Linked DNA regions of Homo sapiens: region 1 is linked to region 2. A link is a loop called in an ENCODE intact Hi-C map of the cell type or tissue named here. Cell type or tissue: mammary epithelial cell. All regions are shown on one strand. Region 1 overlaps LOC101928354 (a long non-coding RNA gene). Region 2 overlaps DTNBP1 (dystrobrevin binding protein 1).

What was found. Peaks named below come from ENCODE experiments on the same cell type or tissue, not always from the same donor. Only the 100,000 strongest peaks of a DNase experiment are listed, where the experiment ranks them.
Region 1: it touches region 2 in a loop (4-fold over the local background); 2 of 110 quality-filtered maps call a loop at or near these places.

What each region holds. Positions count from the first base shown.
Region 1 is chr6:14,706,425-14,714,424 of GRCh38, reverse strand. The region is part of intron 1 of LOC101928354 (a long non-coding RNA gene); the gene reads left to right. Among named protein-coding and RNA genes, the nearest start is that of LINC01108, 420 kb to the right of the region's middle. RefSeq lists an enhancer at 7,328-8,000. In mammary epithelial cell, a CTCF peak has its summit at 3,178 (motif pointing right); DNase peaks (open chromatin) are centred at 1,304, 3,094 and 7,844; H3K27ac peaks cover 3,976 bases.
Region 2 is chr6:15,619,286-15,627,285 of GRCh38, reverse strand. All of the region lies in intron 5 of DTNBP1 (dystrobrevin binding protein 1), which reads left to right. Among named protein-coding and RNA genes, the nearest start is that of DTNBP1, 40 kb to the left of the region's middle. RefSeq lists an enhancer at 5,432-5,531. In mammary epithelial cell, a CTCF peak has its summit at 3,579 (motif pointing right); a DNase peak (open chromatin) is centred at 5,375; H3K27ac peaks cover 351 bases.

The DNA of each region.
Region 1 (8,000 bases), 910 kb after region 2:
GGGAGGAAGGGAGGGAGTTAAATTAAGTTTAGCCCTAAAGCTATCTCCCTACATATTTTAAGTTCAGCCTAAAGGTTTCTCTGTACACAGTAAATGGTCACCCACCTGGACATGTAAACAGACTGTAATCTATTATTGTGCCAATCACCAAATTTTGGCCAATCACAGGGGGCCAACTGTTCAAGCCCTGTTCAAGTAAGGCAAACACCAGATTGTGACCAATCCAGCTGTTTCTGTACCTCACTTCTGTTTCCTGTCCATCACTCTCCTTTTACTGTCCATGAGTCTTCCACCATGTGGCTATGCTGGAGCCCCTCTCAACCTATTCTGGTTCAAGGGCTGCCTGATCCACGAATCATTATTTGCTCAATTAAACTCGGTTAAATTTTATTTGTCTAAGGTGTATCTTTTAACAGAGGGAGAGAAGAAGGAACTTATAGCAACTATCACGATGACAGTCGTATCATGCGTTCTTAGAAAAACAACCCTGAGGGTCGGCAATGGCTTTAGTATACTGAAGGGAATTTATAGTCGAAAACAATTAGTTTTAAAATGCAGCTGCACAGTCAAAACACTTGAAGAACTTAAAAACAATACTGGTGCCTGAGCCGCATTCCCAGAGAGCCTGGGGTGGAGACTGGACATCAGCACTTTTAAAGTCTCCCCTGGAGGCTGCAAAGCGCAGCCAGGGTTGAGAATCACTGTTCTAGATGGATCCCTCCTCGCATCCAGGAACAGCTGTTTGGAATAGAATCTTTGGATGGTGGAGTTTTTCACATGGTGAAAGGGTTGGGAACTTGTGTGGGAGAAGGCTCTGGAAGCAGAAGAACAATGGGAAGAGCTTTGATATCATCCAAGGTGGTCGTGGAGAGACTTGGCTGAAAGGTCCTTCACACCAACCTGGGGATGGGGAGATTTGATTTCATACTCGGGGTTCAGGAAGCAGAGAATTTTCTGCTCTCTACAGTTGAGAGCAGCCTGGGAGGACATCCAGCCTCTTCTACTCCCCTGCTGTGTTTTCTAGGCTTTGTAATCTGCCGTTTGGTTTCCTGGAGTGACCTACCGCCTAGGAAGGGAGCGCCCTGGACAGGCAGCTGGTCTCAGTTCTCCGGCCAGGAATACAGGAGAACCTTACATAACCCTGCAATTGAGCTCTTGGAAAGGAATGGCTGCCTGATGCAAAAATGCTTAATGAGAGGTGAACAATTAATGGAGGATGGGGCTCTGTTCCCAGGCCAACTAGGAGTGAGTGGTGACGGGTGCACAGGGTCTCGGAGTCACCCTGGGGCTGTGCTCATTCCTGACTCATCAGCAGCTCACTCACGACAGGCACATGCTGATGTCTCCATAGTTTGTCCCCAGGCAAGCATTCTGTTTCTATCTTGGTCTTGCCCTGCACACTCAGTTTTGGTATTTTAAAGGATTTGCTAATAATGTTCCTTTAGAATCGTTTTGTGGATCTGTCTTTCCCTTCCTTCTTTCCTTTGTGAGGGTTGTCTGGCATCTTTTTTTTACTCCCTGGCTGGTTATTCACAAACCAGAGGAACAGTCCTCATGTACATCAAACTTACCTCTCAACTCTCCAGGTGCTAAACCTTCTCATGGAGAAGAACAAACTTGACTGCTAGCCCATTCTGCAGCAGAATTCTGAGAGCTAGGGCAGGCTCTGTTACAGGTCAGGAGAATTGGCCTGATTAGAAACCATTTGAGGTAGGGAATGGGGGCTCACACCTGAATCCCAGCACTTTGGGACACTGAGGCCAGGAGTTGGAGACCAGCCTGGTCAATACATGAGACCCTGTCTCTACAAAAAAAAAAAAAAAAAAAAAAAAAAAAAAAATTTTTAGTACTCCGAATAAATGTATCTGTAAAAGGAAAGCCACAGTAATTCAGAGTCATGGTTTATATACCTATTTCACATAAGATGCCACTGTATCTTCTCCTACAATTAATAAGTTGTCTTTTTAGTACAATTCAGGTCTCTTTGCTTTTGGGTCTTAGAAGCCTAATTTTCTAGGCTCTGGCTATCTTTGACTACTAATAATATCATAAAACTATGATAATGATAATAACTCTTATTTATAAGAGTTGATATCAGGCACTGGTGTAAGGGCTTTCCTTACGTTACTGAATCTAATCCGTACATAAGATCAGTGTAGTCAGCATGATTAGTATCATCTCTAGGTTACACATGAGGGAATCAGGGCTTAGAACATCTGAGAAAATCCAGTGACGATAGAGTTTGAATTCAAATTGACATCATTCTGATTCCAGAGCTGATTCTTAGCCATGTCATATTCTAAGTGACGTTGAGATGACACGCATGATCTCATTCAATCATGTGGCTTTAAAATCCATCTATATGATGGGTGAGCCTCAAATTTATATCTCTAACTTAAACCCTCCCCAGGCTTGGGGATGCAACTGCCTGCTGTCATTGTCAGTCCAATTTCTTTCTTTCTTTTTTTTGAGATGGAGTCCCACTCTGTCACCCAGGCTGGAGTGTAGTGGCACGATCTTGGCTCACTGCAACCTCTGCCTCCTGGGCTCAAGCAATTCTTCCACCTCAGCCTCCTGAGTAGCTGGGACTACAGGTGTCTGCCACACCCAGATAATTTTTGTATTTTTAATAGAGGTGGGGTTTCACCATGTTGGCCAGGCTGGACTCAAACTCCTGACTTCAGGTGACCCACCCGCCTCAGCCTCCCAAAGTGCTGGGATTACAGGCGCCCAGCCCCTCAGTTGAATTTCTAACAGGCACCTCACACCTAAGCTGACCTAACAAGCTTGTTCTTGCCCCCTTGCTCTCCCTGCTCCCTCAGTAAATTTGTCTCCATTCAGTTACTCAGGCCTCGATGAAGGAGTCACCCTTGACTCCTCTCTTTCACAGCTCACATGGACACCATCAGCAAATCCAGTGGGATGCCTGTATTCAGAATCCATCCACTCCTTCCCTCCTCCACTGTTGCTGCTCCTCTACTGTCTGTTTTCAACACAGATGTCAGAGTGAGTCAGCTTTTGTCACTTCCTTGCTCAAAATCTTATCTCATTCAGAGAGTTCCAGTTAGTAAGTTATCATCTTTCAGCTCCAAAGCCTTCCTTCAATACTTGATTCTATGCTGGGCCCCTGAACACTGCATTTCTCCTTTGTTGGGCTCCTTGTTGCACTCAGCCAGTAGGGGTTGCTAGAGAGGCTCCTACTCTTTCCCATGGGTATCCTGTCTGCCTGTGGCTCCTGTGTGCAGCACCCCAGTACTGCTGCTTCATCTTGGCAGCAGCAGTTTCTTCCTGTAGCAGCTGTTCAATCTACGTTGCAATTTTTCCTACACTCAAGAACCAGACTCATTGTGCCTTTTTAGGGCCACAGCACTGACTGCCATTGCCCCATCTTTGAGGTTTGGGTTCTAGCCCCATGGGACTGTTTTCTAAGCTTCTAAATTTTAATTATCCGACAGCCCCCTTTTTCTTCTGCCAGCCCCAGGGGTGGAGCTTCCTGAAGTTGTTATACGAAAGACACCTTAGAGTTGTCTTTTTACTCTTTCAGTTACCTGGTTAAGACTTTATTCCTAGAAAATTATTCTTTATATTAAATTAGCCGTGTTAAAATAACTGGTGTGGCTTCTGTCTCCTGGTTAGGCCCTGACTGATGTGCTGAGTTAAAGGTGAAGTCCTTAAAATGGTTTGCAAGGTTGCAAGCGATCTGGCTTCCGGCCACCTCTCCTGTCTTAGCTCCTTCCACTGTCACCGTCATTCCTCGCTCCTTTTGGCCCCTTGCTGTTCTGTAAACACACCAATCCCTCTCCTGCCTCACAGTCTTGGCCCTTTCTGATCCCTTTGCCTGAAAAACCCTGCCCTGCAATTCTACATGGCCTCTCTTTCCCCTGCTTGGGTCTTCCTGAGATGTTACCTCTTCAGTGAGACCTTCCCTGACCGCACCACATAATCCACATCCCCCACTCCCCCCACCCCTGCCTGGATGATTTCTGTCCTTCTTAATCTGCCTTGCTTTTTCCATAGCACCTATCACCATCTGATAGTCTGTTTATTCATACTTGATTATTTGTTAATTCCTGTGTCCCCCTAACTAGCAAATAAACACCCCAACAAGGCAGAACTTTTCCTACTTTAGTGATTGCTACATCCCAGACTTTATAACAGTGTCTGGCGCATATAAATGCTTGAAAAGTATTTGTTGAGTGAATAGTAAAATTGAAGTTCTGGACTGTCAGGATTAAGACTGTCCTAGGCCCGGTGCTAGAGGGAGAATCCTAAAGAGGACGCTGGCCTTAGAGGAAAATGGTAATCATGCTTCCCACACCACATGTCAGGGAGAGCAGATGGCAGTGTCAGCTCACAGTTCGCATGAGTTTGGGGTGTACTTTTGAAGACTGAGTAATGTCTTTTCTCTCCCTTCTCCAAATTGCTATTGTTAGACCTGAAAAAGCCTGTAATAAAATTTGGAAGCTACTGAGTTTATGACATCTCAACTTTACCCTCCATTTCCACCCCAAATGGCTTTTGAACTGACACTGAATTGCTGCCTTATTAAATACCATCCTGAGAACTTTACAGAACATTTTAAGTGATGCCGAGCTCCCATGAGCTTCAATCATAATGGAAGAGCCTGGGACCGTTGGTTGTCAGCTTTTTCTTGTCATCTACATGGGGACTGTCTGTGAGGGTGTGTCTGCTGGGTGAAGTGCCACACCTCGCTTCCGAGACGGGGCCTAGCTCGCTAATCCAAGAGGGCTAGCAACATTTGCAAACCAGGAAGAGGCAAGAGAGGACTTTCTTAACAGTAGCAGTTACTGGAGACCTAACTTCTGAGGGTTGCAGGTTGAATTGTCCCTAATTCCTGGGGATGACAGGTTCCACTCTGCCCTGCCAGATTATGGGGACGCTCCCTGAATTACAGTGGCAGCTGTTGGGTTCCACTGCTGCGACTCATCTCTTCAGTCTTGTTGGCCTTGGATCTCAGCCACCCGAGTTTCAGAAGGTGGTAAGCTGGCCAGTGTTCTTGGCCCCAGAACACGGTTGTGATTGGTGCCATGTTAAATGCGAGTAGCAATTATGGCTGCCGATTTGAAAGGAGGCTGAACACGCTGGCTTTCATCGGGTCACCTTTGCTTGGCCACATGAGACTTTCCACTTAGGAAAATGAGGGCTGAATTCTTGATCCAGACAGGCTCTTTCAAGGTGTTGCGTTTCTGCTCTCAGATAAGACAACCCTGTGAAGTTGGGTGCTTTCTGCACTGTCACTGAACTTGGTGCCCTGTGAAAGGAGATTCTCTCTCTTTTTTTTTTTTTGAGATGGAGTCTTGCTCTGTTGCCCAGGCTGGAGTGCAGTGACGCGATCTCGGCTCATGCAACCTCTGCCTCCCAGGTTCAAGTGATTCTCCTGCCTCAGCCTCCCGAGTAGCTGGGGCTACAGGCATGTGCCACCATGCCTGGCTAATTTTTTGTATTTTTAGTAGAGACAGGGTTTCACTATGTTGGCCAGGCTGGTCTCGAACTCCTGACCTCATGATCCGCCCGCCTCAGCCACGTAAAGTGCTGGGATTACAGGTGTGAGCCACCATGCCCGGCTGAAAGGAGATTCTTAAATACACAAAATCCTTCACTCCAAGGGTTTAGATTTTTTGCTCAGTTTTAGCTGCAGACTTTGCTCAGTTTAGAGCTACTAGGGCTTTAGTTTACTGTGCCATATTTGAAACTAAAAGTCTGAATTATGCTTTATTTTTTGCATGTGTTATAGATAGCACGTAATGAATAAGCACCCTCAGAATACCTAGCACCATGTTAGGGAAACACAACGCTGAGGCCTTGGTCGTTGTCCTCAGGAAACTCTCACTGTATTTACGGTCCAAAAGGAGGTCCAATAAAACAAGACTATATATAAGCATTAAAATATCTATAGAAAGTCAGAGGAGAAACAGGTAGTTGTGGATCTGTGTTTGTTGGAGAAGGCTTGATTGGAATGTGAGGTGGCCTTGAGGAAAGAGTGCAGATTTCGATTAATTGGGAGAAGGAGAAAGGCCGGTAAGGCCAGGGGGGCTTGAACAAGGTTTGGTGGCAAGAATCTGTGTAGTATCCATGGTGCTCTGCAAGTGGATGAGCCCTCTCCAAGGGAATCATTAGGAGGGAGATGAGCAGATGGGAAGGACAAAGCATTGGAGGACACCCAATTGGGTTGGGTAGACAGGATATGTGCATAGAAAGAGATGAGCCAGACTGTTGTTTGTGCAATTTAAAATATGAAGAGAAGAAAAGGGAAAAAAAAAAGATAAGGGATATTTGGCAATGTACCTTCAAAGCCAAATGAAGGTTGCCAATAAGAAGTGCTTCAGGACCTCAGCAGAGGAAGGAAACACCCAGGGCAGGATTTGTAGAGGATTGTTGAGGGGGAATAGGTCTTAAGACAAGGGAAAGGAAGGGGGAGAGGCAGGAGAAAGGGATGCATGCAGATAAAGGGGGCCTCAGAGCAAAGTTGACTCTAGAAGGGCTCTGGCTATTCGGTGAAGGAGGAGAAGGGTATTATTCAACCAGGAATGGGGCTGAAGACAAGGTGAGAAGGTCTTTAACTGTTGTTCTGGGGAAGGAGTCAGGGAGTGGATGAAGGACAAATACCAGGTTACTAAGTACCTGTCAGGGCCAAGCTGTATTTGGATGGCAGAAGCCACTGGTGGGCCAGGTCTAGGGGTCACAAGCCCTTCTCTAGGTGTGTTTGTAATTCAAGCAGCCAGGATTGGGTGTAGGTGGGGCTGGCTCAAAGAGGGCCTGGGAAGATGAAGTCTTGGTTGCTGATGAAGGCAGCATTTATACAGCTGAATACAAGGTCTGCCAGACTTCAGAGAGGATTCTTGGGAAATTGGAGGAGACCTGCTGTGTTAGGTGTGGAGGTGGAGCTGGTCTCATGCTGATGAAGTCCTGGGAAGACCTTGATTGGCCAACACAGAAATGAGCTGAGGAAAAGAAATAAGGGAAGTTGGAAGGAGAGTATTTGTGAAGAAAGCAGAATATTAAGTATTTTCTTTGATACTTCTTTATATACAGGAAGCTAGGTTGTCAGCAGTAGCAAGAATAACATGACAATGATGAGATAGCTAACTTAGAAGATCTTGGAACAAACCATTTTCCAAATACCTCTGGGTTTTCTTTGTTCTCTATCCAAACTCATTTTATTAAACACCCTTTGTTAATATTCTGATAGATTTTATAGAGGTCAAAAGAGCAGGGATTAGGCTTCGTTTGGAAACTCAGCTCCCTCATTTCCTAACTCATTAAATGAGTCCAAGTAGGAAACAAGTGCAGATATATTTGGAAGATATTAAAGAGACCTTGGGCAAATTACCTAATCTTTCACCCTTGGTTTTCTCATATGATGACAGTGCCTTTCTGATGGAGCCGTTATGAAGGTAAACATTAGGTTCCAACGCATGGGAACTACAGTTGTGTTAAAATGAGAATTTCCCAGGAGTTCGTGTGTTTCATTGTGAGGTGCTATTCAGCTCTGTCTATTTCCCTCACATCTGTCCTTTCTCTTTCTCATCCCCCACTCACTTAGTAAACATGTCTGCTTGGACCAATGATTGGGAGTATGGCGTGCTGAGCCCTGGTAACGGGAAGTAAGCCAGCATTTTCAACAAGTTGCTAATTATACCACTTTTAAACACAATAAGAGAAGAAGGAATGAACCCCATGAGCTGGGGCCACTTGGCAAGTCCCGATGGTCTTCTTAGGCCAGTCAGGATGTTTCTTAGACTCACATCAGCCTTGATGACGATCTCCTCCCACATCGACTGAGTCAGGGGTCGCTGTGTGCTGAGTAATGCAGTCCTTTGCTGGGCGGGAAGTGGGCAGCACTCTGAAGGGACATGAGAGTGGATGACGGTGAAGCTGTGGGAAACTGCGGGGGAGCTGCACACGCCTGATGCCTGTGTCAGAGCCACGCAGTCTCTGAGTCGTGTTCCCAAGCACAACTCACATCTGTGAAGTACATC
Region 2 (8,000 bases):
GTTTGGTGTAATTTCAGAGCTTTTCAGGAACACATGAAATTCTGGGTTAACAGGATTTTTTGGAAAATCATGATTTCATATTTTGATTAGTTGAGGATTCCACAGAAAATGATGTAAAGTGTAGAAATTAGTTCTGTTTCTGCCTCAGGTCAGCTCCGGACACATAATTATAATTATGTTGATTCTTAAAGTGACTCAGGTTGTCTTTGTTGACATTTGGTCTCTGTTTAAAAGCATACATATAGAAAATGGATTAGGTGACTTTGTCCTTACTGTAGAATGTATTCCAGAAATTGTTGCTTTTAAAATTTAGATATGCTAGAACTTCATGTCTTGTAGTGTATTTTTTTCTCTTCAAACGGATTGGAGATCAAACAAACCTGGTTAAATGAGGGTACTTGTGCTGGGTGTGGTGGCACGTGCCTGCAGTTGCAGCTATTCTGGAGACTGAGGCAGGAGGAGTGCTTGAGCCCAGGAGTTTGAATCCAGCCTGGGCAACATAGTGAGACCTTGTCTCAAACAACAACAACAACAAAGTAAATTAGGGTACCTGTTTGGCTAAATTTATACTCTGTGGAAATTTATTTTTTTGTCGTTGTTCATTTGGATGGATTATGTTGGTATTCTTTTTTTCTTGGGTTTATATTCAGAAAATTATCTTTTATGTTTGATGATGCCACATCTAAGGATAATATTGCAGCTTACTATTTCCTAATCAAGCTTAAGATCTTAGTAAAGTAGGAGGTAGGAGCTGTCTGTATGAGCTAATAACCTGTTTTAGTCTTTTAGGTGGGAAGCTAAAGATACCCTATTATCTCCTCCTGTTTTTAATATTGCCTTATTCAAAGCAAAACATGACTGATTTACAAGGCAAGTAATTGGCAAGTCATAAGACAGTTTTTTGTGTGTGAACAAAATAGATACGTAGTATTTGGAGTGCTGTTGCTGATAACAGTAGCTAATGTTTATAGCACCTACTGTATGTCAGAGATGATTAGATGATTTACAGATACTATCTGTAATTCTCACAAGAACCCCACAAAAGTAGCTTTTATTATTCCCAATTTACAGATAAACTAAGGCTTGGAGAGGTTGCAACTTGCTCAGAATCATAAAATTTATAAATGCATCTAGGATTCCAACCACATTGATGATATCCTCAATATCAGTATGAGGCAGTAGGATGAGGTGATGAGGCAGTGGGATGGGAGCTCTCAGTAGGTCTCTATGAACTGTATTCTTCAAGTCCCCTGGCTGTTGCCATGCCTTTCAGGGTCAGTGTTTTGTTATTTCTGAAGGCAGGGCATGGAAAAGAGATTCTGGGTCTTAGAAAAGTGTAAAATGGCTGTGATTGCCGTCTGCATTGGTTTCCTCTTACAGGTATAGTAATGGTCCTTCCCAAGCCTTGGACATAGCCTTTAAGATGTTCGGAACATTCTTCTTAGCCACTTTCTTTCAGCTCATCTTCCTGTATCTCTTTGAGTCACTTGCTTTTCATTGGTTGTATGTTTCTTTGCAGACATGTTCTCTTATGATAACCTCTTTTATTTCCCCAGCTGAGAGTAAATCTGTTTACGGATAGTTGTTGTTTGCTTAATACCACTCTATTGATTAAATGCATTCTGCCACAGTTCTCATTATTTTCATAGTCAATTCTGTTTAGAAAATGCAGTCTCTATAAGTCTTTCATAGAATATATTGTATGTTCGTTCCCAATTAGGATTCTAATATCCTGAAAAATGTTTGATGTTTAGTGACACATGACCTTATTCTTCAGAAACTGCATTTTGGCTTCTTAAATGCACAAGGTAGGCCTTCCAAATGTTCACTTGAATCCTCTCTTTTTTAGTAATCTGAGAACATCTAACACTAAAGACAAATGAAAGCTAAAACATTATCTGATATACTGTTCTGGTTAATCACTGCTAAATTAATTTGAGTCATTTTTTTCCTCTCATCTATGTCTAACCGATATTGAGCTCTTTTTAGAGAGTTAGTTCAGTTTTTTTTAGAAGGTATGTCTGGATGGTTGCTTTTCATATATATTGCCAATCTGAATTATCTGTTAGCCTTTGAAATACATGCTTCCTTTGGGTTTTAATCTATTGCTGTTATTTGCCTGATATTTATAATTAGTAATGAATGACTGTGGAAGATAGCATATCAAAACTTGGAATTTTAGAGACCTAGTTAGTATTTGTTGGCCTAGAATAAGCCCAGAGAGAGTTGTTTTAAAATCATGAGGCTTTTAGCTAAGCAATTTAAGCTTTATAGAATCATTGCTGACGATATTCTTTACAGTAGGAAAACAAACACTTTGAAGCCAAATTTGATGGAGTGAGTTGTGTAAACATGTATCTGTACCATTAATGTACTTTATGAATTCATTTTGATGCATTTATGTATCAGTCTTAGATTTTGGAAACATTTAGTGTTTTAAATGCTTACTCATTTACTGGGTTTTTTTTTTTGGAAGCCTCAAAATCTCTCCTATTATTACCCAAATACCTTGACATAATATTACAAAGCTTAAATAGTTAAGCAATAATAAAAAATAAAAACAAACTTAGAAGAAAATGGTAACCGATTATATTTAGTCACAGGGTCCCCCTAACTTCTTTGAACTTGTTGCCCTTTCACTGTCAAATGTAACACCATATCCTGTCAGTCCCTCCATTTTCCAGGCTGCTTCACTCTTTTGGTCTTACTTTGCTCTCTAGAGGCCCTGCTTTTATTGAAGGGCAAAGGATTTATGTTATGTGAGCAATTTGGACTTTTGATGATGCTTTTAGCTGTGTTATCCCATGGCTTCATTAATATGGCTCCTGGTACCTAGCCCCTTGGGAATTGTTAAGTTACAACAGATGATCCATTCATATTGGCTTCAGTCCAGCTTACAGGAGCCTATTTAATTGATACTTACTGGTAAGGTTTGTCGTTTTAAAAATAAGTAATAAGGGTATGCTGGGAACTGGAAAACAAGGGCTATGAACTGACAGATCGGGTTTGGCTCCCAATCCAACTTCCTCACTTTAAAAACTGTGCAGATTTCTCAATGGCTCCAAGCTTTAGTTTTCTTGTCTGCAAAATGACGATGAGCATACCTGTCTTGTAGGTATTTGGAGGATTAAAGGAGATGACAAACGTAACCACTTAGCACAGTGCCTGGTACATGCTGGGCATCTGCCACGCACCACGCACTGCGTACAGACTCTGGACACACAGCAGTGAACAAGGCTGGGCACCTGCCATCAAGATGCTGACGTTCTAATGGGGGCCTCTCTAGCCTTTGCGAATTCACAAAACCATTATTCTGTGACACGAGGGTTTGGATGGATGTTAGGCAGTTTAGCTTGTGCTGCAAAACAGTTTAGAATGCAAAACCACAAGATTCAATGTGGTGATATTAGTATTCTGTACATTGAAGGTGTGTAAGCATACAATGGAATATTTTTATCCAGATTCTATGCACTTTCTTATTCTGTGAAAAACCACAGTGCTTTTTAATCATAAAACTGGAAAAATATGTTTGAAAAGTATATACTGAATTATCTTGAACTTCCACTAGAGGGTAGTATAATCCTATTCCTTTATTGAAGTTCAAAATGTTAAAGCCTTGTCTTTGAATTTTCTCTTAGTTTATTTTATATGACCTATTTTTAAAAGACTGTTCCCTTCATCTAGAACAGAAGATTCTGGGTTTTGTTTTTGTTTTAAAATTTTAATTTTTTTAAGAGACAGAGTCTCACTCTGTTGTTCAGGCTGTAGCATGGTGATGTGATCATAGCTCACTGCAGCCTCAGACTATTCCTGGACTCAAGCGATCTTCCTGCCTCAGCCTCCCAAAGCTCTGGCATTACAGGATTGAGCCACTGTACCCAGCCAGAAGATGCTGTTAACTCTTAGATAAGAATTCTTAGATATAAGAGAATAGCAGCCGTATACTGAGTTTGTGTTTTTCTTTTGGTTTGACCTAGCCTGATACAGTATTATTTTGCTTTTTTCTGTACAGAATTTTAGAGGGCATCTAACAAAGAGATTATCATAGCTCTGTCAGTTTTTCATGGACTAGATTATCAGATGTCCAGGTTCCTTTCTGAGGCTAGACCCTTCAAGAGGCACATTAATTCTCTTAGACACCTTTTAGGCTACTACATAGATCTCATTTGTTCCATAATGGCTTTTGCAAGTTAATGTACTTCTTAAAGTTTCCTTATTCATACCATCATTACCTTATTACCTTAGTACATAAAAGTGTAACGTAAGCATTTGAACAGTCTTGTGGTCTTTCAGTACCTGGCCTCTGTGACCTATGGGTTTGCAGCCAAGGAGAGTTCTTTGTTCCATAAGGCTAATTATTTTGTTAGAAAATAACTCATTAAGTGGGAAATAATTTTAGTGTGCTGCTTCATTCTTTATATATCAGTGGTTACACTACAGATGATATGTATTTGAAACAAATGGCACAAAGAAAAATTCCAAACAGAATTGCTTTTCCTCTGGGACGGCCTTCTTGCAAAAATTTGTGAAGCTCTTTTTTGCACAGCTGTCAGGCATTCCCAAATGGCTTTTCACAATAAAATTCTACCTATCTCTTTCACTGATCACTAAATGAGACATATGCGGTTGTTATAGCGAGCAAAATGGTGAGGCTTGAGCTTCTTGTAAAGGTATATTTGTGTCCATGGAGGCCTGCTAGTATTTTATGTATATGCATCCTAAGTTGGTTACCAAATGTACTCATATATGCAACTTGTTTTGCAACAGGAAATGAGCAGGCTGTGACAGGGAAATTAAATTTCTGCTAACTTAAATTCAACATAAAATATTCGGAATACACATTACGTATGTACTTGTCATTATTATATGAAGAGCTTTTTTAAGTTTAATATAAGGGGATGAACCTTTATTTTTTTCAATGCAATTATTTTATATTTTGTTACTGATTTCAAGTCTGCTAAGTGTTAAAATGGAAAATTTTCATCATTTCTTCTGTTTTAAGTCACTGATAATGTGACCTGGTTTAATATACTAAAAGTATCATCATGTTGTTTAATGTTTTCTAAGTTCTCTGCTCATGTTTATTCTTTTACAAAATTTGGCATAGTCTCTTAATATTTAAACTAGATGACCATGAATAGTTTTGCCTTCTCAGTTATTTTACATGTTAGAGTAATAAAATCATTCTATCACCAGAAATTATTCTTTATTGAATTCAACAGACAGGGTTATTAGGGGATAGCAAAAAAGCAAAAATACAGTCTGCACCTTTAAGGCCCTTACTGATTCCTGAGAGATATGAGAGTACACAACTGGTTGGATGATATCAGTCAGAATGTGAGTCCTGTGTGAGGCTGAAAGGTCTGGGGAAGCACAGAAGAGGAAGGGAGCCCTGTGGGAGGAGGGCGGGCTGCCACTGGCCTAAGCCTGAAAAGACAGGCCGGGGTTAGGGACAGGCAGAGGCAAGGAGGAGGAGGCACCAACGCTCAGTACTCCTCTTGTTTTGCTGTAATGTAGAATATGTGAAGGAAAGAAGTGAAGTAAACAGTTTGTGGCCAGAGAGCAGTAGCTCTCTGAATGATAAGGAGTTTAACTTGAAAGGGCTGGGGAGCCTGTGAAGCTTTTTAAAGGGGAGAACATAAATATGAATTTGGTGTTAGCAGTAAAATGACCACGGACTATTTCAAGCATTTTTAGTCTAAATTTGTCATTCAGCACAAGAGCATGAGGCCGTCCTATTCAGAAGTATGTACAGTTTGTTTCTCATTAGGAATTCCAGGTTGATAAACCACTCACATGTTTTCATCTGGTCCCCACGTTATTAACAAAAGAGTGACTAGGGCAGCAAGTACAATTTGTACCTAGAACAGAATTTCTGTCTGTGAGAAATTAATTGGCCTGCCTAGAGATCAACCTCATTTAAGTTCCTGGCCTCATTAGCTCTGTAGTCAACCAACAGAGCTAGAATCTAAATGGAAATTGCCATCTGTCCAGATAAAGATTAAAGAGGTAAAAAGAACATACACATTTTCCAGCATAGAATAATTGTTGGCTCCATTACATAGTTTCTTTTCAGAAAAATCATTTGAAATTTAATTCCTTTTACCTGTAGGAGATCTTAAGTCTAAGACTATAGCCTGGAAAATAACTTATAGGTGTGTAAGTTTGTAAGATAAAAATGAAAATGTTGTTGACATTTTGATCTAATAGATCCATAGATCTTGTTTACATCATGATCATTACTGGTCAATGAAATTATTAGTTTTCAATCACTTTTATTAAATATAAAACTTAGCTAATCTAAAAATTTTCTCTATTTTTTATATTCAAACATTAATTATTTACTGTCAAGTATTAAGTTTAGGTACTTCGGCTCATTTAATCCTTTTAACAGCTTTGCAAGATATGTGTTGTTAGCTCTCTCTTCACAGACGAGGTATCACATTGCATCTCATCTGGCAGGAGCAGAGCTGGGTTTTTAAGCTTGTGCTTCAAAGCCTAGCTCTTAACCCGTCCCCCATATGCTAAGCATACATGCACGATACTGAATGCACCAAGTAGCTTAGAGTTAAATGGAGTCTATATTAAATTTAACTATTCTAGTTTTTATCACTAATCAAAATGAAACAGCCTTTTAAATAATCCTATTAGCTATGATAGTGTTTTATACATTTTAAGACCATGTCAGACTAGTTATAACAGAATGAGCTGAATATTGCTTCTTTAGTACTAGGAGTACTAGCTCCCAAGCTGAATCTCCTAGTCAGTTTTTCATTTAATAAAACAAAAAACAATGTAGGCTGGGTGGGGTGGCTCACACCTGTAATTCCAGCACTTTGGGAGGCCAACGCAGGAAGATCGCTCAAGCCCAGGAGTTCAAGACCAGCCAGGTCATAGTGAGGTCTCGTCTCTACAAAAAAATATATATATAAATGGCAGTACATCATTTTGCCTGATTCCCCCATATAAACTCCTTATGTACCATTTATGACATTCTTTAAAATCTTAAATACAGTTATTGGCTAAAATTTAGATTTTACAAATTGTTTCATTTAAGCGTTCCATAATCACATATAGTAGCTGTTTGATGTGGTCCCTGAAGCTAGATTCAAAAGCACCATGAACTACATTATTATTAGCCTTTTCCAGATTTACCGTGATATATTAATATGATAAAAGTCAGTACCTAAAATGTCTGAAGAAAACTGCTAAACTGCTTGTCATCAAATTTTCACTTTTGAATAAAATGTTATTCCCCCCCGACCAAATTCATGTTTTTAAGCCTTACACCCTAGCAGAGAGGAGAGGGAGTTTTTATAAGCACAAATATTTAATAGAGTTAAAATTTAGGATATTAGAAAGTGTCAAAAAAAAAAAAGGAATAAGACCTACTATTTTATAGCACAGTAGGGTAACTATTGCCAATAATAACTTAATTGTATATTTTAAAATAACTTAAAGAATGTAATTGGATTGTTTCTAACTCAAAGGATAAATGCTTGAGAGGAGGATAAAAAGAGAAAATGTCAACACTTCTGGATTATCTAATAGCTGTTTGGATCAAACAAAGATTAATTAAAAATAAAATCTTCATTAATAAAAATTCATACTTTATTAATTTTTTTTTACTTAATATTATTTTCAGTTCCAAGGTCTCATTCAGGAGACCACATTAAATTTAGTCATCTTGTCTTCTTAGGCTCCTCCTGGCTCTGACAGTTTCTCAAACATTTTTTGTTTTTGATGACCATGACAATTTTTTGAGACATGGTGATCAGATATTTTGTAGACTGTCCCTCAGTTGCAAATTGAGTACTTTGTAATATTTTGGATAACAGTCCTTTATCATGTATGTTCTGCAATGATTTTCTCCCAGTTTCTTTTCTTTTAAAAAATTTTTAAGTATTTACGTATATTTTTTGCTTTTATTATTATTTTTAATTGACACATAATTGTGTATATTTATAGGGCACAGTGTGATTTTTGATACATGTACACAG